Linked DNA regions of Mus musculus: all the other regions are linked to region 1. The links are chromatin loops, found by intact Hi-C in ENCODE. Cell type or tissue: heart. All regions are shown on one strand.

Evidence for each region. Peaks named below come from ENCODE experiments on the same cell type or tissue, not always from the same donor. Only the 100,000 strongest peaks of a DNase experiment are listed, where the experiment ranks them.
Region 2: it touches region 1 in a loop (5-fold over the local background); 16 of 42 quality-filtered maps call a loop at or near these places.
Region 3: a loop joins it to region 1, with 6 times the contacts of the local background. A loop is called at or near these places in 3 of 42 quality-filtered maps.

Annotation. Positions count from the first base shown.
Region 1 is chr6:128,141,617-128,149,616 of GRCm38, reverse strand. It overlaps a transcript of Tspan9 not described here. Among named protein-coding and RNA genes, the nearest start is that of 9330102E08Rik, 38 kb to the left of the region's middle. In heart, a CTCF peak has its summit at 3,653; DNase peaks (open chromatin) are centred at 5,696, 5,926, 6,506 and 7,136; H3K4me3 peaks cover 2,708 bases; H3K27ac peaks cover 2,676 bases.
Region 2 is chr6:128,028,583-128,036,582 of GRCm38, reverse strand. It overlaps Tspan9 (tetraspanin 9), which reads left to right and starts at 1,521. Exons shown (of 7, transcript NM_001379136.1): 1 at 1,521-2,417. The coding sequence starts at 2,082. In heart, CTCF peaks have their summits at 344 and 1,954; DNase peaks (open chromatin) are centred at 1,462, 1,982, 3,252, 4,102 and 4 weaker places; H3K4me3 peaks cover 4,020 bases; H3K27ac peaks cover 5,243 bases.
Region 3 is chr6:128,059,415-128,067,414 of GRCm38, reverse strand. It overlaps a transcript of Tspan9 not described here. Among named protein-coding and RNA genes, the nearest start is that of Gm34416, 24 kb to the right of the region's middle. In heart, a CTCF peak has its summit at 3,720 (motif pointing left); a DNase peak (open chromatin) is centred at 3,654; H3K27ac peaks cover 4,224 bases.

The DNA of each region.
Region 1 (8,000 bases):
GACAAAGCTCCGTTTTTAGCTTTATTGTTGAAGTCTCCTGTATCCGTTTTTAAAACTGAGTTCCCTCTAATCCCTTCTCTACTCCACCCAGAGTCAGAGGTTCAAAATGCAAATCTGATCACATCACTCTCTTTTTAATGTCACACACAATGGCCTATAATTCGTGATTCTTGTGATCTGCTTACCTCAGCCTAAGTGCTGGGATTACAGGCATGCGCCACTACACACACGGCAAGTGTTGCTCTCTTGTTTGAAACACTTCGGTGATGACTTATTTAGTAAAGAGCATAAATACACATGGAACTCCTGAGCCTGGCAGGTGTGCTCCTCTGCTTATGTGAGTCTCTGTCTGTATCTTAGATCAAGCCCCCACCCCCCCACCCCCCGCATCACTGGCTTTTTCAGTGCTATGGCAAGCTCACGTTTGGGTGTAGTGTTTATTTACTATTTTATTTTTGAGAGTCTACTCTGTAGCCTTCTCTGGACTGGAACTCACTGTGTAGACTAGACTGGCTTTGAGCTTATAGAGGTCCGCCTGTTCCTGACTCCCAAGTGCTAGGATTATAGTGGTGGCCATCATTCCTGGCTAAAGGTTTTATTTTATATCTTTAAATTATTTTATCATTATTTTACGTGTATGGGTGTTTTTCCTGCATGTATGTCTGTAAAACCTTTGCAGGTCTAGTGTTCTCAGAGGCCAGAAGAGCAGGGATCTTGACCTCTGAGCTATCTCTTCAGTTCCTGTTTATTTATGTTTATTTATTCATTCATTTATTTATTGAGACAGGACCTCACTATGTAGTCCTAACTGGCTTGGGACTCACTACATCAACCTGACTTGCCTATAATCCAAAGACTCACCTACCTCTGCCGCCCATGCACTACCGTGTGTTTTATTTTATATGTATGAATGCTTTGTCAGCAATCACAACTGTGTACCATGTGGGTACAGCACCCCTAGAAGCCATCAGATGTCCTGGATTTGGAGTTAGAGAGGGTTATGAGCTGCCACGTGAGTGCTGGCAATCAAACCCAGGTCCTCTGGAAGAGCAGCCTGCTCTTAAGCACTGAGCTTCCTCTCTACTCCCACCACCATGATTTGAATTGACCAGTCTTTTTTTTTTTCCTAAATTAATTAATTAATTTTTATTAGATATTTTCTTTATATACATTTCAAATGCTATCCTGAAAGTTCCCTATACCCTCCCTCTGCCCTGCTCCCCTCCCCACCCACTCCTGCTTCTTGGCCCTGGCATTCCCCTGTACTGGGGCATATAAAGTTTGTAATACCAAGGGGACTCTCTTCCCAGTGATGGCCGACTAGGCCATCTTCTGCTACAAATGCAGCTAGAGATATGAGCTCTGGGGGTACTGGTTAGTTCATATTGTTTTTCTACATATAGGGTTGCAGACCCCATTCAGCTCCTTGGGTGCTTTCTCTAGCTTCTCCATTGGGGGTCCTGTGTTCCATCTTATAGATGACTGTGAGCATCCACTTCTGTATTTGCCAGGCACTGGCATAGCCTCATATGAGACAGCTATAACAGGGTCCCTTCAGCAAAATCTTGCTGGCATATGCAATAGTGTCTGGGTTTGGTGGATGATTATGGGATGGCTCCCCGGGTAGGGTAGTCTCTGGATAGTCCATCCTTTTGTCTTAGCTCCAAACTTTGTCTCTGTAACTCCTTTCATGGGTGTTTTGTTCCCAATCTAAAGAGGAACGAAGTATCCACCCATTGGTCTTCTCTCTTCTTGATTTTCTTGTGTTTTGCAAATTGTATCTTGGGTGTTCTATGTTTCTAGGCTAATATCCACTTATCTGTGAGTGCATATCTAATGACTTCTTTTGTGGTTGGGTTACCTCACTAAGGATGATATCCTCCAGATACATCCATTTGTCCAACAATTCCATAAATCCATTGTTTTTAATAGCTGAGTAGTACTCCATTGTGTAAATGTACCACATTTTCTGTATCCACTCCTCTGTTGAGGGACATCTTTGAGCAGTCTTTTTATACGTGCTCTCCAGGGTAGAATCTGAGGTGTGAGTTTTAAACTATGTCACTGCCCTCAATGAGCAGAGACTAACATTCTATAGTTGCTCAATGAGAAAACTGATGGTAAACATGGCTAATGTGTCCATCACTATTGTACTTATTGATTTCAAGCAACCATTAGGATTTCACAGTTGCTAGCCACATGCTCTGCTGGTGAGTGCCCGCATGCATGTCCTCCCCCTGTCCCCTCCCCTCACAGATAGTTACCATGTGCTTCTTCATGCTCTGCACCACAGGAGAGGAATGCCCACAGCATTGCTTCACCGGAAGGTCTCCTGCAGGGGAGCTCTGCTTTCCTTGACTTCTGGGATTCCTGTTGTGGTTTGAGGAATGCCTTTCTCTCTTTACACAGTCCATGCTGACCCAGACACAGAATCTGCTTTTCTTCAGGCAGGTCTAATCAAGACCTTATAAAACTCACCCTAAACCTGTCTCTACTTGAGAGGCACTCCTTCTGTGGGTGCGGGCCCATTTTTGGTCACATACATGCATATACATGCTGATAGAATTGCTGATCGTCGCATACATGTATATACATGCTGATAGGATTACTGGTAGTCATTATGCTCAATGATTAATCTTTTTCTGTGTTTTACATTCCCCACTCCCACAATACATCTGAGGCTAGGCAGGAGTTGGCACACCCCAATATGAAAAAGACACTAGTTGGAGGTGGAGTTGGCAGACTGAAGTTCAGTTCCTGTTTTTGTAAATAAAGTTTTATTGGGACACAGTCATGTTCATTTATTTTTGTACAGTTATGGTTTTTGTACAATTTGTTCTGCATGAGTGGGACAGAGAATGTATACCTACAGAGCCAGAAGTATTTACTCTCTGGGCCTTTATGTTTGCCAGTCTTTGATTCAGTGCATGTTTTATTTTGTTCTCTGTTCATTTGCTTTTGTTTGTGAGAGAGGGAGTTGCTATGCAGCTCCAACTGCCTGCTAATGAATGTTTTGCAATTGTTTTATCTATGATCAATGAAATGGGCACAGTTGCCAGATTCAGCGATTAAAGAGCAAAGTTATTTGTTTGTTTGTATTGGGGACTGAATCAAAGGCCTTGGTGCATGCGAAGCATGTGGTCTACTCAGAGCTACATTTCCCAGCCAACACCAGTAACACCTAAAACAAAGACTTGTTACTCCTCCTCCATCATCATCATCATCATCATCATCATCATCCTCTCCCCCCGCCCCACCCCCCAGGTCAGTGTGGTGTCTTTTCCTATTCTTTTCCATCTTCTTTGTTGAGTTAGGGTCTGGAGTTTGCCCCACTGTCTAGTGAGTCCCCACTATCCTCCTGTCAGAGCTCCTTACTGGGGGATTACCAACGGACGTATTACGTTCAGGTCCTCATACTTAGTAAAACATTTTATCAATTAAGTCACCTCCCCGGCCTCCTCGCTTAGTCTTTGTTGCCGTTTGAATGGCCTGAGAGGAATTCCCTGGCTTTCTGAGGCTCAATCTCCCTTTCTATAGAATGATGGGATGGTAGAGGTTGTTGTGGAGACAGTGGTGGCACACAAGCTCTTGGTAGATGTTAGCTGTCACAGTCTACAGGAAACTCAGTGTCCTTGCAGGACCAATTCTTCCCATGAGGTGGCACCATCCATCAGCCACTGTCCCTTGACTTGGGGCGGCTGGCTGCAAATGTACTTTTTGCTTATTATCATTTTTGATTTGGTATGGTAATTTTAAGGGGATAAACCAACTTTCTATCTTACGAAACTCTGGGAGACCCAGAAAAGCCAGAAATATCATTGGCATTCGGGGCTGGGAGGAGCTGTTCCGAGTATCGCCTGTGGTCATAGTTAAAGTGGCATATAATTTATTGTGCAAATTAGGGTATCCTGAGAGCAAAAGCAGAATTATTAAAAGCCATGCCAGGGCAAGAGCAGTGGATGTAATGTGCCCCCAGAACTTGGATGAACTTCCTGTATGTGTATCTAGCTCAATATACAGTTATCCTTCACTGTTTCTGAAACATAGTGGAATTCTTCAGAAGCCTGGTACCCATGGGTTTTGGAGTTCTTTCTCCAAAAGCTTCACTGTAAGGTTTATTTGCGTTTTCCCTTCAGTGGACACAATCACAGCATGCTTACCACACAGCTCATAGGTCACTTTGCTTCTTTGTGCTGAATAATTAATTCCTTTTCCTTCAGCGTTTCCAATAGCATTTTCCTGAAGCTATGAGCTCTACAGGCTCCCAGCTCTCTCTGTGCCTGGCTGTGTCAAAGTGAGTTGGGCTACCTGGCTTACGACTGAGGAGAGATATCTCAAGGTTCTCGTAATTCCAAGATGTCAGATCTGCTCATGTTCCTTTCAAGTGAGGTGTGTGTGTGTGTGTGTAGGGGTGGAATTAGCATTCACCCAATCCATTTTCATTATCTTAGACAATCCTCACATGTCCTAAACTTGGAGGGGTGCTATTGGTGTGAGGAGCCCATGGCCTAGAGCCCACGGCCTAGAAGAGGCAGGCAGGATCAGACACATGTGGCTCTGAATCTGGGAGTTTGCACCTTAGCAGGCTGCTTTGTCTGATTCCATCACCAGGCCTCTTCTCTGTACCCCCTCAACTGCAAAGTAGGCAGAGCTGATCCCTCGTAGTGCTGCCGGTGGGGGTCACCCTGGCAAGATTTCATCCCAGGGATTGGGTGTGAATGAGACTCTGAAGGAAGAGAGGAGACCATTTCTCTCTGTGGGAAATGAGAGTTCTAGGGGCTGGATTATGGGTTAAGTCTAACAGAAACAAGCAAGACCATGTGAGGTAACCCAGGAGAGAAGTGGAAACAGCCAGGTAGCTGGAGAATACAGGGGTGAGCCTTGCGATTTAAACACTTTATCTCAAGCTGGATTTGGTGGCCTGTGCTCACAGTCCCAGCCCCTCAGGAGGCCATTTGAGCAACATAGCCAGCGACTATCAAAGCAAAGCAAAGAAAGAAAAAGTTGTCTTCCACTGGGCATGGTGGGATGTCTTTAATCCTTGCACCTAGGAAGGAAGCAAAGGCAGAAAGAGCTCTGTGAATTGGAGGTCAGCATGGGTGATCCACTCAGTGAGGTCCTGGCTAGCCTGGTCTACATAGTGAGTTTCAGGCCAGCCAGAGCTACACGGTGAGATCTGTCTCAAAACATTCTTCTTCTGCTGAGATTTCAGTGCACTTATGAGAACAGAAAACTTTCTATGACAATACGAACAGAGAGGCGAGAGTTTTAGGGTCCACTTCAGAAACAAGTTTAGATGAGGTGTTTATATGAATCTATGCCTGCAGGAAGGTAGGCCAGAGATGAATCTCCTGCTTCCGCTCGGTCCCTCCCTCGAGTGTCCTTCGCTAACCCTTGGAGTCTCTAGCTCAAGTGGAGGTAGCCGCTCCTCCAACAGGGTATCTTAGGGCAGTTATCTAACTCACACCCGCGTGGTCAACATCTCAAATAGTCCTCCCGAAATACCAGGCAAGTATTTCTTAGGTGCGGGGTGAGGATGGTGAGGCCCGAAGACGGACACGAGCCGGAAAGCTGAGACCCTGGTTCGGCAGCCTTGGGGTAGCTTGTGTGAGTGCCCAGCCCACGAGTTCCACCTTTCAGGCCCTGCCCTCCCTCGGTCCAGCCCCAGGAGGGGGCGGGGCCGTCAGATAGTCGCAGGCGACTGGCGCAGTAGTGCCACCTTGGGAGAACAGGAGAACAGGGAATCGGGGTGCAGAGGGAGGTTCCTAGAACCCCGAGAGGAAAACAGCACCGTACTCCCTCCAGTGCTTACGCGGGACACATGGCCATTGTGGAGGGGGCTCCCCTGAGGCCTTCGCCTCTTTCAATCGTCTTTGCTTTGCCTCTGGCAGCCGGGTCCTCCCACAGCTCGGACGCCTGGTCCCCATTCTGTCCGCCCCTCCCACCCCGCCCCTTACTGGTCCCGCCCCCGTGCAGCCAGACCCCCGCCCCGCCGCCCGGTGAGGCCCCACCCCCTCCGCCTGCCGGCCCCGCCCCCCGTTTCCGCTGGCCGCCGCGGTGCGGGAGGGAGCGGAGCCGGGGCGCCACACCGAGTCCAAGCGCGGTGAGTGCGGCCCGGGCGGGCTGGCGACTCGGGGCTCCGGGGCGCGCGAAGTTGCTGGGGTTCAGCGCGGCGCAGGCGGGGCCCGGCCTCGATCGGATTCCTAGCAGGGTGGGAGTCTGGGGGCGCCCGGGGAGGCGGAACTCCCCGGGGTGGGGGAGGTAGGAGGGTGGGTCGAGGGAGGGGTGACAGAGGAGGGGCGGGAAGGGGCCGGGACGTGAGGGGCTTGTCACCGCGCCCCCCAGGCTCTTGGTGAGGGTCAGCGAGGTCTCAGGAATGTGGGGCTGCAGGGCTGTGGACCTCAGCCGCCTTATTCCCCAGCCCAGGGATGGGAGACCCTAGATGCCACAGGAAGGGAGATCCCCCCCGGAGCCGTCAGGGATCTCGTAGACCGGCTGGAGACGGTTCACCCAGGGCCGCAGACACGGTCTGGGCCTGTCTACAGACCCATTGAACCCCCCAGCTATTCCTCAGGCTACTGCTGGCCGAGAGGCTCTTAGAGTGACAGGGCTTTGGCACACCCCTCGATCTGCGATGTAGCCCATCTGTGCGCTCAAGTTTGGGCCTTTAAAAAAACTTTCATGTGGTTGAAAAAAAAAAGTCTAAACAAGCAACAGCTTGTGACAGCGGCAATTGTAGCCGTGCATCATGGACCAGAGTTTTCCTTCGCTTCTGTCTATTATGAAGGATACTGATCTCTTTAGCATCTTTCTCCAGATGACTGGAGAAGTTGGCAGTTGGTGTAGTAAGCTCTCCGCAAAGCTGGAATGATCTTGCCTCTTCACACCGTGGGCAAGAATGCAGCAGTTTACCTTTCTTGGCTCAGAGAACTAAAGTTGCCTTTTTGACCTGCATCTGCCCCCTCCCCTGGGGTGACTCAGGCATTTCCTCCTCCAGGCAGCATTCCTGGACTAGTGGAAAGCACAAAGAACTCTTGCTTTGATTCCTACAGACCTGTCTGCTCCTTCTCTATTCAGAACAGCCTCCGGGAAGGGTGTGTGTGTGTGTGTGTGTGTGTGTTTGTTTTCCAGGTGCGAGCAATAGGAGAGGGATTGTGGAGCATCTCAAACAATGGACTTGGCAAATCATTTATATTTAGCTGAGGAATGCAGCAGGCAGGAGTCAGACAATCACAACACTTCCTATATCAGCCTGGTCCTGGTGCTTGATGTGGCTGAGTCTAGAGTTGGTGGGTGGGGTGAGAGAGGGAAGGACATTGGGGTATGTACAACTCCAAGTGTTACTCAGTTCTTTTAGTTGAAGACCCACTGTGCACAAGGCCAGGAACAATGGGAGTGCTTCAGAATGGTCTGCTGTTGTCTTTTCTTCTATTTGGTCTGCTTGGGAGGGCTCTTGAACTCTGCGAGCAGAGATGTAATATTAATACTAACAACTAGTGTTCATGTGGTAATTTATGGTAAGCCAAATGCATTTGCCACACATACGCTGGATTTACTGTTAATGATCTATACTTGTCCTTGGGGTCTTACTTTTACCCGCCTTCTTGGTTAGGGAGATGGCACTAGAATAAATTATCTTTAATGCTACAAAGCTTACTGAGAGAGAAGTAGGGCTGGATCTGGAAGCTTCGTAGAGCATCTGTCTGTCTCCATCTTTACTGAGCCTATCTGCTCCCTCCCTTCCGCCACGTGTGAAGCCTTGGGCAAGTTTCTGTCCATCCCTGCTCCCCATTTTGGAGGACCAGGATGAAAGTCTCCAGGGCCTCCAGTAGCACCTAAACTAACAGTGTAACATGATCTCAGCACCCAGTCAATTTATACGTTACATCTTTTTATTCATTTTAAGTTAGCATACAAAGTAACAGGTTCCATTATGACATTTTTGTATTTTTTTTTTGAGCCTTCTCCCTCTCCTCTTCCCCCTTCTCTCTGCCTCCCCC
Region 2 (8,000 bases), 110 kb after region 1:
TTTTTTCTTTTGTCTTTGTTTTTTTTTTTTTTTTCAGACAGTATCTCAGGACCATTGGTCCCCAAAGGAGAGACCCAGTGGTGGTTGTTCACACAGAGCTTTGCTTCTGAGTTCAGAAGGGACCCAGAAGAGTCAAAACAGATCTCAGAGTTATCACCTCTAGGGTGGTGGTGGGGCAAAGTGAAGGTGAATTCCCCCTAGTTGGAATCACTGCCCCCACCCCCCACCCCTCGGGGCATAGCCACAACCATCTGAGTCTATCTGTGCCTCCAGTAACTTCCTGTCCTAACTAGATTTTGTGCTGCCCAAAGGGCAGGCAGTAGTACTATGGTGTTTCCTCAAGGGCTCCCCCTTGGGGCTCAGGATAGAGGGTTGGGGGTTGCAGAGTAGACTCCATCTAGCCGTCCCTATGGAGTACCTTCCAGAGGCTGAGCTCCTTGTTAGCTGCTGGGAGCCTGGTAAAACTTAGCTCCCACACTGACTCACTGCACAAAGGAGAGACTCAGTGTCTAACCCCCGCACCCCCACCCCACTCAGTCTTCTAGTTTTTATCATTTGCAAACCGTGGTGGCCCCAGGTCAGCAATGCAGACTTCTGCATATAAGCCCAGAGGAGGCTGTCTTCATTGCAGCGCTTCACAAGAGGATGAAGGGCTGTTTTTGGATGTTCCTCTGGCAGGCACATACCTCCTGTCTTTTCTCTGACCTCGGCTCCGAGAGGACTCGGGTGTGACCAAAAAAGCATTGCTACCTTGCTCTTCTGCTGGCAAAAAGCAGTGCCCCACTTGAGCCGCCTGCCCCTTGCAGCCCGCCGTCCCACTCGGGAACGCGGAGGCGGGGGCTTGCGCAGCTGCAGGAGTCTCTCGGAGCCGCGCGTGCGTGTGCGCGTGGAGGGGGCAGGGAGGGCGGCGCGCCCCGCGGAGGCCTGAGGGCGCTTTCCTACACCTTGCGTCTCTGCTGCGGCCCCTCTACCAGTGCGCAGTAGCCATTCTCACGTGTGCAAAAGCGTGGTGTGTGTGTGTGTGTGTGTGTGTGTGTGTGTGTGTGTGTGTGTGTGTGTGTGTGTGTGTGTGTGTGTAAAGGTACTGCTTGGGACCATGTGCCCCAGGCTAGACAGGCCCGACGTTCCTAGGGGGCGGAGGCCAGCCTAGTAGTGGCCACCGTTTCTTTCCCTTCCAGCCTTTCCCCCCAGACCTATCCTCTGGCTTCCTAGGGTTCTTGGTGTCTCCAGTTCTCCCCCTCCTCTAGTCGCGGCCCTTGCTGGGGCAAGAAACCAGTGCTTTCCCATGGAGGTGTTAGTTCATTCCTAGCCACTGAGCGAGCCCTTGACATTTAGAAGGGTTCTGGGCACACTAGTTTAGGCACACAAGCAGACCGCTAATCCTATTAAAGATATTGTGTCATTGGGGAGGGGGGTAGCTCCCCTACCGGAGCCAGGCAGACCTTGAGCCCATTGGTCGGATGCAAAGCAGGGGGCGGGGCCCAGAGCCCGGGGAAGGGGCTCTAGGCGATTTCAGAGTCGAGAGTCAGGGCTGGAATTTCGCAGGGCAAGCCCAGCGGTTGCAGCTGCAGCGGATCCGAGGCTCTCTGCCCGCGGCGCACCCGGGCAGCCCAGGGCCGGCAGCGGCTCCGCAAAGTCGCGGAGCAAGGGAGGCCGAGCGCCCGCAAAGTGGTGGGGCTCCGGGTTGGAAGAGGCGTGCCTGCGGAGCTTGGATCCCAGCGCCCTTTCGCCTCGAGTGCTGCGTCCGGTCGGTGGTGCAGCCGCCCGGGAAAGAGCAGTCAAATTGCAGCCTCCCTAAAGAAGCCTAGTTACGCAGGCGAGCCGGCTCCCCAAGCGTGCTTATAACAGTGCCGCAGAGCCCTCCCGGGCCAGCGGGCTAAGGCTGGGAGCGGGGCGCCGTCCCAGAGGCAGTGAACCCCCGGCAGTTGGTTGCTCCGCTATTGCTCGCGGGTGCAGAGAGGGGGCGTGCGAAGCTCCAACAGCCAGCTTGCTCAGAACCCGTGCCCGACCGGGGTGCCCCCTCCGTCCCACTCTGGGAGCAATGCCCCCCGCCCCTCGTGCCCCCCGGGAACGAGGCGAGCATGGAGAAGTCGAGTAGCGAGGATTCTTCGATCCACCGGAGTCCATCTTTGGACAGCAAGGACTCGGACTTTGCCAAGCCGTCCACCTCTGGCCGCCCGTTCGGCCGCGGCTTCACGGCTGGCGCCTTCTACGGCACCGCGGGTTCGCGGGGTCAGAGCCGCACGGAGGCCGGCATTAAGACTGACAAGTACAATGCACCCAAAGGCAGCAAGTACGTGGTGTTTTACCTGGACCTGTCCTTTGTGTTCCTCCTAGAATTTAAGAAGTGCAACATGGCCAGGGGCTGTCTCTGCTGCTTGAAGTACACGATGTTCCTCTTCAATTTGATATTCTGGGTAAGTCCTTACTGTTGAGTCTTCCGTTGCTCCTTCTCCTTGCTTTCCACCCTAGGAATATCTTCTACTTCCTCCTCGCTCTACCTTATCTGCCCAAAGGTAAGTGCTTTTAAAAATTGAAGGCACCCTCCCACTCCCTGCATCTTTCTGTTCCCTTTTCCCTCTTCTCCATGGCTGAATGGAGGCTTCAACTTGTCAGTCTTCCAGGAGAGACACGTTCTGCTCCCAGGAAGCTGGAAAGTTTGCCACTGCTTCCTTCTCCCAAAAAAAAGGCACACTGAAGTACCTGCACCAGGGAACCTGCATCATGGGTGTGGGTCAGACGGCACAGCTGTGCCCCTGGGTTGGTGGGGGGCCGTGAGGATGGTTTCTGAGTTTCTTCTATTGCTCCTGGAGGCAGGAGGCCAGTCTGTAGCATTGTGGGGGTGGGGTGGGGGTGTGGAGGTCACAGTCCCCTGCTCATTTACATGGTTCCCAGGAAGAGGAGGAAGCAGCCATACACGATGAGGGACAGGCTGCTGCTTTTGAGGGATTGCTGTGGGCTGGGCAGCCAGCACTTGGCCAGGCCACTCTTTCCCAGGCTCCAGGAGCCTCCAGGATGAGCAAAAAGGACAAAGGGAGATGATTTTTCTAGAGAAAGTGTCAATGGATGGGCTGGCTTGGGAATATCGTCTGTCTCATGTGTGACGCTGGTGACTGTGTGCACAAGTACTTACGAGTTACACAAACTGGATGAAAACTTAATTCATCTCTGCTTCTTTCGTCCTCACTACTGCCTGCCTCCGTCTTTCTTCACCAGAGCTCAGACTACTCAGCACAGATGTTTGGCTCATCCCCAGGCTCCGTCCTGCCACTGGCTGGAGGCCGTCAGCTGCCAAGCATGGTCCAGGAGGAGCCTGGGGGCAGGAGAAAGACATCTCAGCGAGGCTGCATGGCAGTAGTGTGCATCTCCTGTGGAGTGATCCACTTTTAAGAAAAACTTTGGGGGGGTGTATGTGGAGGGGGCCACTTTTCTGGAGAAGGGGAAGGAAGCTCTAGGCTTCGAAGGAAGAAGTGTGAGTCTCCTCTGCCTTCTGTTCTTTGTTAGAGTTTTGTGTGACCTTGAGTGACTCATGCGCCCCTTAAGATTGGGGCTTCTTCTCCATCCAGGCTGTTAGGATGGATGGTCTTCACGGCCCTTACTGCCTTAGCTCTGTGATAGCCTGGGGGTCAAGGAGGCACCTGAGTGCATGGTTTCTTCCCCTATGAGACGGGTCTGAGATGAAGTGGGTGTTTCCATACTCCCGGATGGGATAGTGGGGGTGGGGAGGGGGAGGGGCACTGTGATGATTAGGGTTACCTGTCACGTGGTTGGAGTTGTAGGAAAGCTGGGTCAGAGACTCTGATTCTCTGGTGACGAGAACCATTGGAATGTTAAGAATTACTCTGTCACCGTCTTGTAGCCAGTGCCTTATGCTCTCTCCATTCCTTTGCCAGGATCTGTATCTGCCAAGTACTTGTGTGCGTTTCCCTGGTGTCTCGGTCGACACCAGTGCTGTCATGTTTGCTGTCTGCTCCAACCTTCTCTTTCCTCTTTCATAGTTTCATTCTACCTTTTTGGTTTGCCCCACTGCACATATATTAATTATATGAAGACTCTGTGGGCGTAGATATTTAGAGCCTTTTGACCAGTGACTCGCCCAGCAGCCTGGGCTCCTGGCCATTCTCATCTCGCCGCCTGCTGGCTGAAGTTGGTATAACTGCTTGTGGTGCCTTCTGAATGATTCTAGCTTGGTTTGGGGCAGGGGACCTGTAATATGTTTATAATCAACCAAATGGAGTGAATCACAGTGTGGTGTTACTTGGTCAGGATCCCCAGGTCCCACGTAATGGGGAAGAGAAGTTAGATAGCAAAGCTGCTGATAATAAGGGCCTTCTAGCACCTCAAGCCCTGGTGTGAGGAGTGATTTTATCTTTTCTACAAACATGGCAGCACTTTGTTGACACACATGCCCTTTCCAGTGTGAGGTTAGAAGTTAAAGATCTTACTACCTGCTCCTAATTAGAACTCCCCTGGAAGAGAAGAGAGATGCACTATCCCACTCCCCGACACCCTAATTAATATTTTCAGAATTCTGATGACAAATCACAAACTAGGGCAAGTTGAGTTTCAAAGACACATTTCTTAAATGCCACTACCACATGAGATGCAGAAGTGAGGTGCGGATCTTAGGAAGGATGGGGAATCTAGCAGAAGAGGAATGGTTCCCCATGTACTTGCCAGTGCTTTCTGGGAATTGGAGGGATGTGGGGATGGTGAGTCCTCATGCTGGACTCAGGTGAGGACCTTCTCCAGGCAGGTGCTTCTCAGCTTGATGTAGGGTGGAGCAGGTGAAAATGCTGAAGGAGAGGAGACAGTGTGGTAGGGAGGATGTGCAAGGTTCCTAGGAGGACTTCCTGGGAGGACTCTGATGCTCTGTTGCACAGTGAGTGGGGAGCACAGGAGGAAATGAAGACAGTGGAGGGAGGGAGGGGTCAAACTCAGCCTACTGAGATCAGGAGTTAGGGCATGTAGCCATCACATTTTACTGTCGTGGTCCAGAGAGGCTTTTTCTGAGTCCTGGAGTTGAACTTGACTCTAGTCAGGATCCAGAGCCTGCTGGTCATCTCCCAGACACAGTACCACACCTCCTATATGATGGAGCCTCTGGGGGAGTCCTGGTTCAGTGTGGTTCTGGTGGGCTCACGCTGCAGCCCCCTTGGCTGCCTGCTTCACCACTGGGTGGAACTTTGAGTGCAGTGGCATTGGTGAGGGTCTGGTGACATCACTCTGGGCAGGACTGAGTGGAGCTGGGCTGTTCTTGCTCCTCCCTCTTACGAAGAAAGGGGCAGGTGCCTCTCGGGCTGCTGGGTGCCTGCCTGCTGGTGGGGGTCCAGGTCTGTTCCTGGCATGCTGGCTTCAGTCAGACAGTTCTAGCCTGGTAGGCAGCCCAGTGCACCAGAGGAGCTGGGGGCACCCAGGAGGGCAGCTTTTCTTGGGGCCTGACATAGATGGAGAGAATGAAGCGGGATCTGTGGCCATCCTTGTTTCACGGTCCCTTCCACCCCACCCCATCCCCACCCTGATTCTCAGGGCCACAGAGAATTTTGGCTTCTTAATGGTCAGGAATAGGAGGCTGTAGTCTACACAATTTTCAGCCCATGTACCTCTGGATCCTATCAGGAGTGCCTGGAAGAATATTCCAAGCAGAGATTAAGTGAATATCCTGGAGTGCTTTTGCTAAGGGGAAGGGGATGGTGGTGGTGGGGGTGCGGGTGGGGGTAGGGATACAAGATGCATCTCTTTGTGCCGGAGCCACATGACTTTTTCTCTGGCCAGCAAATCCTGATCTCAGCCCAGTTCCTCCCAATGTGAATCCAGTTGAATCCAGTTCTGTCTGAGATGGAGGGGGCTGGGGCAGACGGGTACCCTAACTGCCACTCTGGATACGTCGTTTCTCTTGCTTGCCAGCAGAGCTGTCCTATCACTTTAAGTCATGGCTGGCAGAGCAGGGATACCCTGGCTCCCTTGGAAGCCTATTCCTTGTGGATTGCTCCTTTTTAAAAAGGCCAATTAGTAGCAGAGGAGACAGTGTTGAGTGTGTCTGCTAGAGCAAGGGAAAGGAAGACATAGAGCTACCACAGGTTGAGTGCCAGGGGGCGTTTCCTGGTGAATCTTCCTGAATGTCAGGCTCCTCTTGTTTTCTGTCTTTGGGCGTAGGTGGCCAGGGCAGGCCTCTCCACTACCTTAGCCACACATGGTCCATATCAGCATGGCCACACCATAAGTGCCTTTGTGGGCTCTAGACTAAGATCTGTGTACGGTGAATTAAGGAAACCTATAGTGCTATAGCGAATCTGTGGGGTACCTTTTGGCTTGAGGGATTCTAGAAGGCAGTCAGGTTGGGCCTTGGCCTCAGCTCATCTCTCCATGCAGGAGATGCAGGCGAAGCAGGCAGCACGGGGTGGGGGACACGGTTAGGGATTTCCCATAGTGCTGGAAGTGAGGGATGGTTCCCCAGGAGGCTGCTTACAAGCAGATCTTTGGATATGGGGTGGGGTCAGGTCTGGCTGCTGAGGTCATCTTGCTGATGAAGCACCTGGCAGATACGCTGAGAGACCCTTGGAACCTGGCTGTGAAGGAATGCCAGCCCTGTGTTCATTTCCAAAGCATTAAAAATTAAACTTCCTGGTCTTAATATCTATTTTTAAATCATGTCAGAGCCAGCAATTGCTGTCAATCAGGAAGGCCCAAGGAGGAGGAGGAGGAGGAGGAGGGGAGAGTTAGAAAAATCCCCAGTTGAAATAGTAAGAGCTCTGGAAGCCCCAGTCCTACCCAGCCCAGCCAGGCCTGGCCCCAGCAAACCTAGCAAACACCAGCCGGCCTCTACCTCCGAGTAACACTCTGGCTGCTCTTACCTCCTGGGCTTGGCTGCCCTTGGCTGAACTTGGCAGCAGGCTTTCTATGGCTTAGTAGGGTATTGGGTCCCAGTTGGGTCCATTCACTCACTCCACAACTATTTGCTGAATGCCCGATCCATGCACAGGAGCCTCCAGTTGGTAAGGCTAAGGCAGATCAGTTTTCTTAGGCCAGGAAGTCATGGAATCAAGAGGTCATCTGTCCTGTCCTGTGTGCAGCACTTGAACCCAGGGCTGCCAAGGGTGGGAACTGTGTAGGTGGGGTCTGCCTGCCTCCCCAGCACATTAGGGTGGGCAGCTACAGGTCTGGACCCAGCATCCTGGCTTGCCTTGGCCTTTCCTCTCCCTGCCCCCCTCACGGCTATACTCTTAATTCCCATTCTCTGAAACGTTCCTCCTATCAGAAAGAAAAAGAATTTACAAAGAGCTCCAGGCTTCCCTCCTTTCTCCTTAGTTTGTAAAATACAATCAGCAAAACATGTGGATTCCCTGTTTTCTTCTATTGAAAGGACAAACAGATGCCCTGTGGCCTGGGAGCATGCATTCATTGAGTACTTGCCGTAAACCACCCTGTTGAGCTGCTCAGAGTTCCATGGAGTCAGACACACATAGGAAGATAGCAGGCACTCAACGGAGAGACTTAACTCCACCAAGTACTGCTTAGTAGAGACCAGCTACACAGATAACAAAGCAAGTTGCCCTGAGATTTTGAGGGAGCTAGGTGACCAGGTGAGACTGGGATCCAGGCAAGGGAGAAGACGGTGATAGACTCTTCACTGAGTTTCTTCTTTTTTTTTTTTTTTTTTTTTTCTGATGGTGGCCACCATGACAGGTCTTGCTGTGTCACTTGGCTGCAAGCTGTCGTGGTGGTGGTGAGTAATCTGGCTTTGGAGCCATGCTCCTTTTTTTCCCTCCCTGAGCTGGTCCTCCCCTCTCCCAGCTGGTCCCCCCTCCCCCACTGAGATGTGCCTGCTCCTTTGGTTCCAATGAGGAAGCTTTGAAGCTAGGCTAAACCCATCGGGCAGAGTTAAGTCTTCTGAGCCAGCTTTGTCCCTGCTCACATTTGAAAGCTAATCTGCCTGCAGAAGTGGTGGGGGCTCGGTGGGGGGCACTCTTGGCAGGAACATTAAAAATGGCGTGCCGACT
Region 3 (8,000 bases), 82 kb after region 1:
CCCACGTTCTGCCTTGGAGGATGCGGGAAAACCTCTAGTGTGAGCTGTTGCCTTGGGGACATTAGAGGCTCACCTGCTCTCACTGATGTCCTGATGTGTTTCTCACTCTTGCTGGGGAGGCAGCCGCAACCCTGGTCAGCCCTCTGCCACAGGTTCTGGCCTGCAGCATGGTGATGAGCTGGGGTGGGGGCCAGTTGGAAAGGCACTAAGATGACCAGTTGTAGTGTCCTAGGATGAACGGCCCTGAGATTAGGGCTGCAGTGTTCATTTCATGCAAACCCCTAGTGGGAGAAGAGGGAGGAAGGAAATGATGGCCGGGCTTTGGAAGGAGTGGAGCTTTCTCTGTCCTTGTGTACCGCTGTGGGGATAGTTGCCTTTGGTTCTCATTATTGCCCCGAGAGGCAAGCTTATGTCTGTTTTCGGATCCAGAGTCTGTGAAGCAGAAAGGAAGGCAGAGTTTTGCTGAAGTCAGCAGTTGAGGCAAGAGAGAGCTCACCTTTCCACATGTGGTGTGGTGGGCATTTGGAGTGTACTTTTCCAATAAGCCAAGGACAGATACTCTGAGTAACGGAGACTTGGAAGGGCAGCAGAGGCCTGGAGGCTGCTTCCAGATCTCCCTGCTCTTCCCTACTCTTGGACTTTCTTCTCCTCCTGCCAGTGTAGCTGTTCTCCCTGGCTCTGCCGTTGTTTCAGGATGGCTAGGGGAGAGTGACTCCAGCCGTTTCTGGAGTAGGATGCTGGGTAGGGATACTTCCCGGGAAGAGTGGTATGGCAGCGCAGGGTGGCGGATACAAAAGACCCCCATCCTTTGCTGGAGGTAGAAGTTGCTGATGGGTGGTTTTGTTCTTCCCTCTGTGTCCAGGCAACATTCAGGACCAGGGAAGGTTCTTCTCGGGTGTAGAGAACAGCGTTAGGCTGGCAGACCACAGGACGGAGCTGTGTAGGCCTTCCAGTTTCTGCTGTGCGACCTTGGGATAATCCCTGGACATTTCGGAGCCTGGAACTTCCTGGCATCTCAGACTCTTTAGGGCCCTGAAATTCTAGGATTCTGCGGCTCACTCACAGGGAGGGTGTCTTCAGCTTGTGGCCTGGCCACAGGAGCAGCGGGATTAACCTCCAGGGTCAGTAAGCTTGCAGAGTGCAGGAAATGCCTCCCTGTGATCCGTTTTTGGTCAGAGACAGGTGGTGGGGCTGGAGGAGGGGAAGTCTGCTCACAGCCCAGGCTGGGGGAAGGGAGGCTGAACTCAGCCGCCTGCCTTCCCTTCTCCCGAGATAGCATGGAGGTCTGCAGGCCCCAGTGCCCAGGCATAGAGTGAGGCGGTCTCAGCAGAGGGGCCAGGCTCAGGGGATAACTTTACCAAGCCAAGTGCTTGTTTCTCTGAGGGCAGGAGAGCGAAGGGTGGCTTACTCCTGACTGAGGGGTGTTGGCTGGGAACCGGGTCATTCACTCATTTTTCAGTAAATGTTGTCAAATGTCAATCCCCTGGGCAGGTACTGCTGCTCTTTGTACTCTAGCGTGGCCTCCAGAAAATTGCTTCCTTTGAGCCATTACTCCCCAGGTTCTTGGGTCAGGCAGGGGCATCCAGGGGGATTTAAAGCGCCAGCAGGTCAGCTCCTTTGTTACATTGTGAAGCTGGGGCAGAGTTGGAGTCTCTTCTCCCCATTATAGAGAGGGTCTACTGAGGCCCGGCAAGCTTCCCTGGCAGAGCTGATCCTGCAGAGTCGGTCAGGGAGATAGGTTCCTCCTTCTGGGAGCTCCCGAGGCTGCACGTGAGCCCTGGTCGAGCTGTTGGAGCATTTGCGAGGCGCCTGTGAGATTAGCTACCGAGCAGAGGTTTTATTTATGATGATGCCTAGAGTTCTCATCTTGCTGCCTGCTGGAGTCGGCCCCCATCGTTGGTGGTGCCAGACTCTCATGGGTGTCATAAGTCTCCCAAGCAGCCTGTATGTGGGTCATGTTCACGGGCATCGTTCTGTGGAGGACGGTCCTCAAGGAGGACCTGTGGTTTGGAGGAAGTCAGCTTTGCCAGTCCATAGGCTGGGGAGGAAGTGACCAGGGTGTGGGAGTGAAAGACAGCCCGGGCAGAGTGACCCTCAAAGTACTGGTATTTGGTCACTTTGTCATGCAGCAGATGTATTTGCCATTCATAAGGACCTCTTATGGGCAGGACAGGGCACTAGTAACATTCAAGCAATGTCAGCTGAAACACACTGTTTTTTTTTTTTTTCCCATTAACTTTAGTAGACATTTAGATTTTAATTTTAATGTGTTCAGCTATTGAAAGCGCAATGCCGCCTTTCTTTAGACAAATGTTCCATATTTTGTACTTTTCACTAATTTGGGAAGGATTTCTTATTACTGATTAATGAGGTTTTACTAAGAATAGGATCAAAGCGTTACACTACGGAGCTCGGGTCCGTGCCGTCGAGATGAAAAACAGCAGTTGCTACAGTCAGAGCCGATCCGTGATCAGCCTCATGTGGACAGGTTGGCCTCTCATGCGAGAGGGGCCACACGGGTGAGCAGATGGTTTGGAAATGGGAAGTTGTCTTGATTTTCTGTCAAAGGATAACACACTCTTCAAAGTTCAGCATTCAGTTTTAATGAAGTGAATACATCCACAGGCCCCGACTAAGGGGCAGTTTCAACACCTTCAAACCCACTCCACACTGCTATAGCCTTTCTAGGTCAAGGATAACCACCACCCGGACAGCGGCTAGCGTAGATTTGCTTTTGAACTTTATAACTAGACATACTGTAGGCTCTCTTTTGTACCTGGCTTTAAAAGAACAGTTTTAAACCAAGAAGATTCACGTATGTAGTGAGTGTCCGGAACCTCTTTCATGGCTGAATATCCTTGTGCTTTGTGTCTGGGTCACAGTTGATGGAGTTTGGTTTTTCCCCTTGCTGAACATTTTGGTAGTTTTCCAGATTTGGGTTACTTTTGAAGCAACAGTTCTGTAGACATTCTGACATACCGTATTCATCAGACCCCTTTCTGTTGGCGGACTTCAGAGAGCAATTACTGAGACATAGACGATGGGTCTACACCAGTCTACGTTTGTAGGCCATTATTGGTCTTCCAAGCTGGCTGCACCAATCTGGGTGAAGCAGGTGTGGAAGGGCCATGGCTAAGCTCCTGGCAGTTTGTCTTGTTCCTGGTCTAGCCGTTCTGGGTGTTGTGCTGTGCCCTCTCACCATGGCTTCTGCTAATTTCACTGAAGACCAACGAGTCTGAGAACTAGGACTCTTTTCCCTGGTTGTGTTTTGGGGGTGACATACAATTGTATATCCACACAGTATTGATCAGCCGGGGGTAGAAAACATTGTACGCCTGGGAAGGTAGGCATGCTTATTATGTTCTTTTGTGCCCGCCTTCATGCTTCGTGGTCATGGAGTGCTAGGCATACATACACTCAGTACAAGGTAGTGGTGGGATGCACCCATGGTTAGCTTGAGAAGAACGGTAGAGTCATGCTGGGGTGGGTATGGGGCTCGGAGCCCACCATGGGCTATCACTGAGGCATGTACCACCCCCACAGTGTGCTTCATGTCCAGGTAGCTGCTGCAGAAGTGTGGTGAGCATGGGCTTCCTGTGGCCTCATGGGTAAGCTTAGGATCACAGGGACTAGAGGCCATTGGAGTTGGTATAGCCATCAAGTGGAATTTGGGGACCCATGTGGATAGAGTTTCCTCCAGGGCCTTGGCTGGTGCCCCCTGGTGGAGATAAATTGGCACTGCACCCATTTGTACTGATGACCATCTCCAGCCCTTCTTGGTGGTGCTTTCGGCCATAAGTCATAGGCATCTTCTCTAGGAGACTGAAGTCAGCAGGACTTTTTGTAAATGAAGGCAGGGCCTGGGGTCCAGGGAAGGTCAGAACTCAGAGGGATCCCTCTTGTACACAATGTGCATGCAAAGATGCCTTAGAAGCCCAGGCCTGAAGAGATGGCTCAGTGGTTAAGCACAGCGGACCCAGGTTCATTCCCAACACCCACATTGGGCAACAACTCACACCTGTCTGTAGCTCCAACACCTCTAGCCACAGCAGGCACCCGTACTCAGGGCACATACCTATACCACCCCCTGAATTAAAAACAATAGAAATAAATCTTTGAAAAAGAAGCTCAGACCTGGGCCCTCTATGACACCAGCAAGGCTCCTTGCAAAGCTGGGGTAGCATCAGCATCAGCATCCTTGGCAGAGATCCTTTTCTGCTTTGCTTTATCGTTGGGAAAATCTTTACCCTCTGCGTGGCACTAACTCTTTCCAGATGCTTCACGTCTTTAGCTGATAAGGTCTTCATCAGAATCACTCCTCTGGCCCACTTGTTTATGCCTTTTTCAATTCAAGAGCACGAGAGGAGCCAGCCCAGGCAGGTTCCCAAGTGTGCCTGATGCCCAGGGACACCGAAGGAAAGAGACCAGGATGTGGGAACATGTGCTTCATGCCCAGGGTGTGCAGAGATAGGAGCTCAGGTGACAGTCAGGACCTGGCCTCATAAGAGGGTACCTGGGTGGGAGAGATGTCACGGATGGGGGAATGGCAGGGCAGGTGTACATTCCTCTTTTCTGCCTCTTCTCCCCTCCTTTTCTTCCTGTGAGCCCTTCGTTCTGTCTGCTAATCATCAGTACTTGCAAGTTACTGCATCCAGTCTCCTTACTGATGGGTGTCTCCAGACAAATGCTAGGACTGGGGGAGACTTGGGCTCTGGCTGGGGAGGGTTTGGCCAGTCTCAGATCTCTTCCTAGCCCAGACCCTAAGCAACCAAGATGTCACCCCGCTTCCTTCCTTCTCTATGCATCTCCATCAGTACACCGAGCAGATGAGTAAGACGAGGTCTGTCCAAGGCCCTGCCTCCTCTCCCGCCGGCGTGGGCGTGTAGATGGATGAGCTCAGGTTTGGACGTGACTCAGGAGGAAGGTAGGGGAGGACTATCAGGTGATGATTTCATGTGGTATTAAGTGGAGCAGGAGCGTGAGGTGTTCGCACACTCATCCTGTCTCTCACTGTCTCCGCAGTCCAGACCGTCTGGCAGCAGGCTTCCTGGATGGGCCAGGCTGTGGAGTGTAGTCAGAAGAGAGAGCTGGCTCAGCTTCCACTCACGTGGGCCTTCTCCCGGCCCCCTGCAGCTTCCACATGAGGGCAAGAGCCCCAATACTTGGGCTGCCTCCCCTCTCTGTTAAGTGCTCTCTCTTTCTGCTTAATGTGCAGTGTTTCTGGTGGTTGGGGAAAGTTTAGTGACTTTGGTGCCCTCTGAGAGGAGAAGTCAAAGTCTGTGTTTTGGGGAGTTGTGCCAAAGAGGTGGAAGGGAAAGGGGGAGAGAGAGGTGGGGAGAGAGAGAATGAGAGAGAATTTGAATGAGTGGATGAATGAATGAATGAATGAATGAGCTAGCTTGGTGTCCATGTAAATCCCCACATTCTCCTTTGTGATGCTATAAAATTATACCTGAACTAATCAACTTGATAAGGGGCTGGGTTTATTTCAGCTCACAGGTTTGAATGTTTCGGTCCATAGTAAGTTGGCTCACTGCTTTGGGGGGTCTTGGCAGAGTGAATAGCATAGTGGTGACATGCTGCATATCTCCCTGAGGAGACAAATATCTATTAACCTCAAATAGGGAATCAATGGCAGGGCAACAATACCTCCTCCATCCAAGCCCCACTCGGGGAGCCACCAAGTTGATGAGTTTTCTCAGAGGAGCATGAATGACAACCTCTCAGAAGATTTGTCAATGGTGTCCTCCTGCCCCCCAGGCAACTTTCCACCTCCCATGCACTCTAAAATTGTGCAAGACCACGTGTGGCCAGGACTTGAGTGGTTGATTCTCAGGTGAGGGTCTGACGGCCATCCCGCTGCCTCCTACAAGGGGGACACATGCTCAATGGCCCACTCTGCTTGTCTGCGGGCTCCCTCTGACCTCTCACTAGTTACCTACCCTTCTTGTTGCTTGGTAATACCTGGTGCAAAGCTGCTGGGGGCTATCTCGTCTACAGTGCAAGGATATCAGTGGGGTGAAGGGGTGTTGAAAGGCCCCTTAGGGCAGCAGGAGTGCAGCTGGAATGTGCTACCAGCCCCAATGGCTTCTCCCAGTGATCCACTTCCTCTAGAGAAGGAAGGGCGGTACCACCTTCTAAATCTTCACCCTGAGCCTGCAGAGAACATACTACATCCAAACCATCATACCGCGGATGCACCCCAGCCCATGCAGCAGTGGACTGGGCTCTAAGGTAGGAATCTGGTGTCTCAAGCTAGGGTGAGATGGGCTGTTCTGAGCCCATCTCCTGTTTTGAGCTGCTCGACCTTGAGCAAGTCCTTTTACTCCTGGATTCCACATCTGTCATCGGGAATTCTGTCATTGGGAATAGCTATGCCTGTCTCATGGAGTCGCTGTGAGAACTGAGCGAGGCGGAAGAGCAGCTGGGAAATGGAAGGTTCTCAGAAAGTGTCAGTTAGATCTGAATGTCTTTCCCATTCATCTCTTTTATGGTGTCTGCGAGGAACACAGCAGAGCAGTTTGACACATCCTCACTGGTCCATGCCAGATCTCAATATTTTCCTTCCTTTATTTATGGAGACAAATTTTTCAGTCACCCCGGTTTCCTGTCTACTCACTGCATCTTGGTATTGGGCCCTCCTCTCTGAACTTTTCTTCAAAGGGACCCCAAAAGCAGCTTCTATGAGAAAAACCTTAAGAAGCAGGCATCTCCCTCTCCCCTTGTTGTTAAAGTCACGATGCTGATGACGAAATCTGATTTAGTGGATTGTGAGCTGTGGGGGAGAGGCACCCGCTCAGCACCAAGGTGAGGTGGCCTTAGGCATCGAGATCCCTCCTCGGTAGCATTGACTCGACAGAGATGAGGGTCTTAGGGGTACTAAGTGTGGTGGCCAGTGGGGCAGAGCCGGTGGTACCCATGAGGAAGCAGACAGGTGAAGCTTTAGGCTTTTCTGTCACACTGTGGTCTTCTGACAAGGAGCCCCTCACTCAGCAGATACTAAGGTCGCTGTATTAACAAAGTTCTTTGACTCATAAAATCATGGGCTCCATGTTCCCACCACTGGGACAATTGGTACGTGTCCCAGTGTGTGGAGAAGCATACATGCGCTCTCCTGGCCCGATCAATCAGGGTCATCTTTCTCTTACTGCCTCTGTACCTATGCCGCAGTCCCAGCCACCAACTGCCCCCAGACCTTCCCAGACCTTTCTTCTTCAAATAGTCACCTGCTCTACCCCCCTCCTCCCCTTCTCTTCCCTCTTTTCACTTTCTTGATAAAACATCACAACTTTTCTTAAATCTTCATTGCTGTCCCTGTGTCCTCAATTTAGAATTTAAACTCTATGAGGGTGAGGGCTTGTCTGGTTTTATTCTGGTGTGTGTGTGTGTTGCTTTAAGCCCAGTTAACTAGGTCATTTTGCTTACTTGGTAATCTTTAGAAACTGTTGGATTTCAGTCTGGAAATGACCATCCATCCTCTTGTCACCTTTACTTGATGTCAGCACCAACCCTGAGGGTCTTCCATCCTGAGTGTTGTGCAAGCTCCGGGGTTGCCCACCTCCTCAGATCTACCCCTCTTCTCAGTAATTGTTAGTTATCTATGCCTGTGAGTACCTATAATAGATCTAGGAGATAAGATAGTTGAAAACTTGGCTTTGCTCTGCTAACACTGCTTTGCTTAGCACAGATCCCAGATACAAAGCCTTCCCTGGTATCCTCAGGAGGGTTCTTTCCAGGACCACCCCCTTTTAGATGCCAAAATCCATAGACTGTCAAGTCTCTTATGTAAAATGGTGTAGTTAGTATTTGCATATAACTGCACATATCTTCCTGCATACCTCTCTGGGTTACTTAGGGAGGCAATGCGATGCAAATGCTATGCAAATAATCTTTGTGCGATATTGTCCAGGGAATAATGACAAGAGCAAAATGACAGATGTCATTTTTTTTTTGACTTTTCCAATAGTTTTGATCTGAGATTGGTTGAATGCATGGATGAA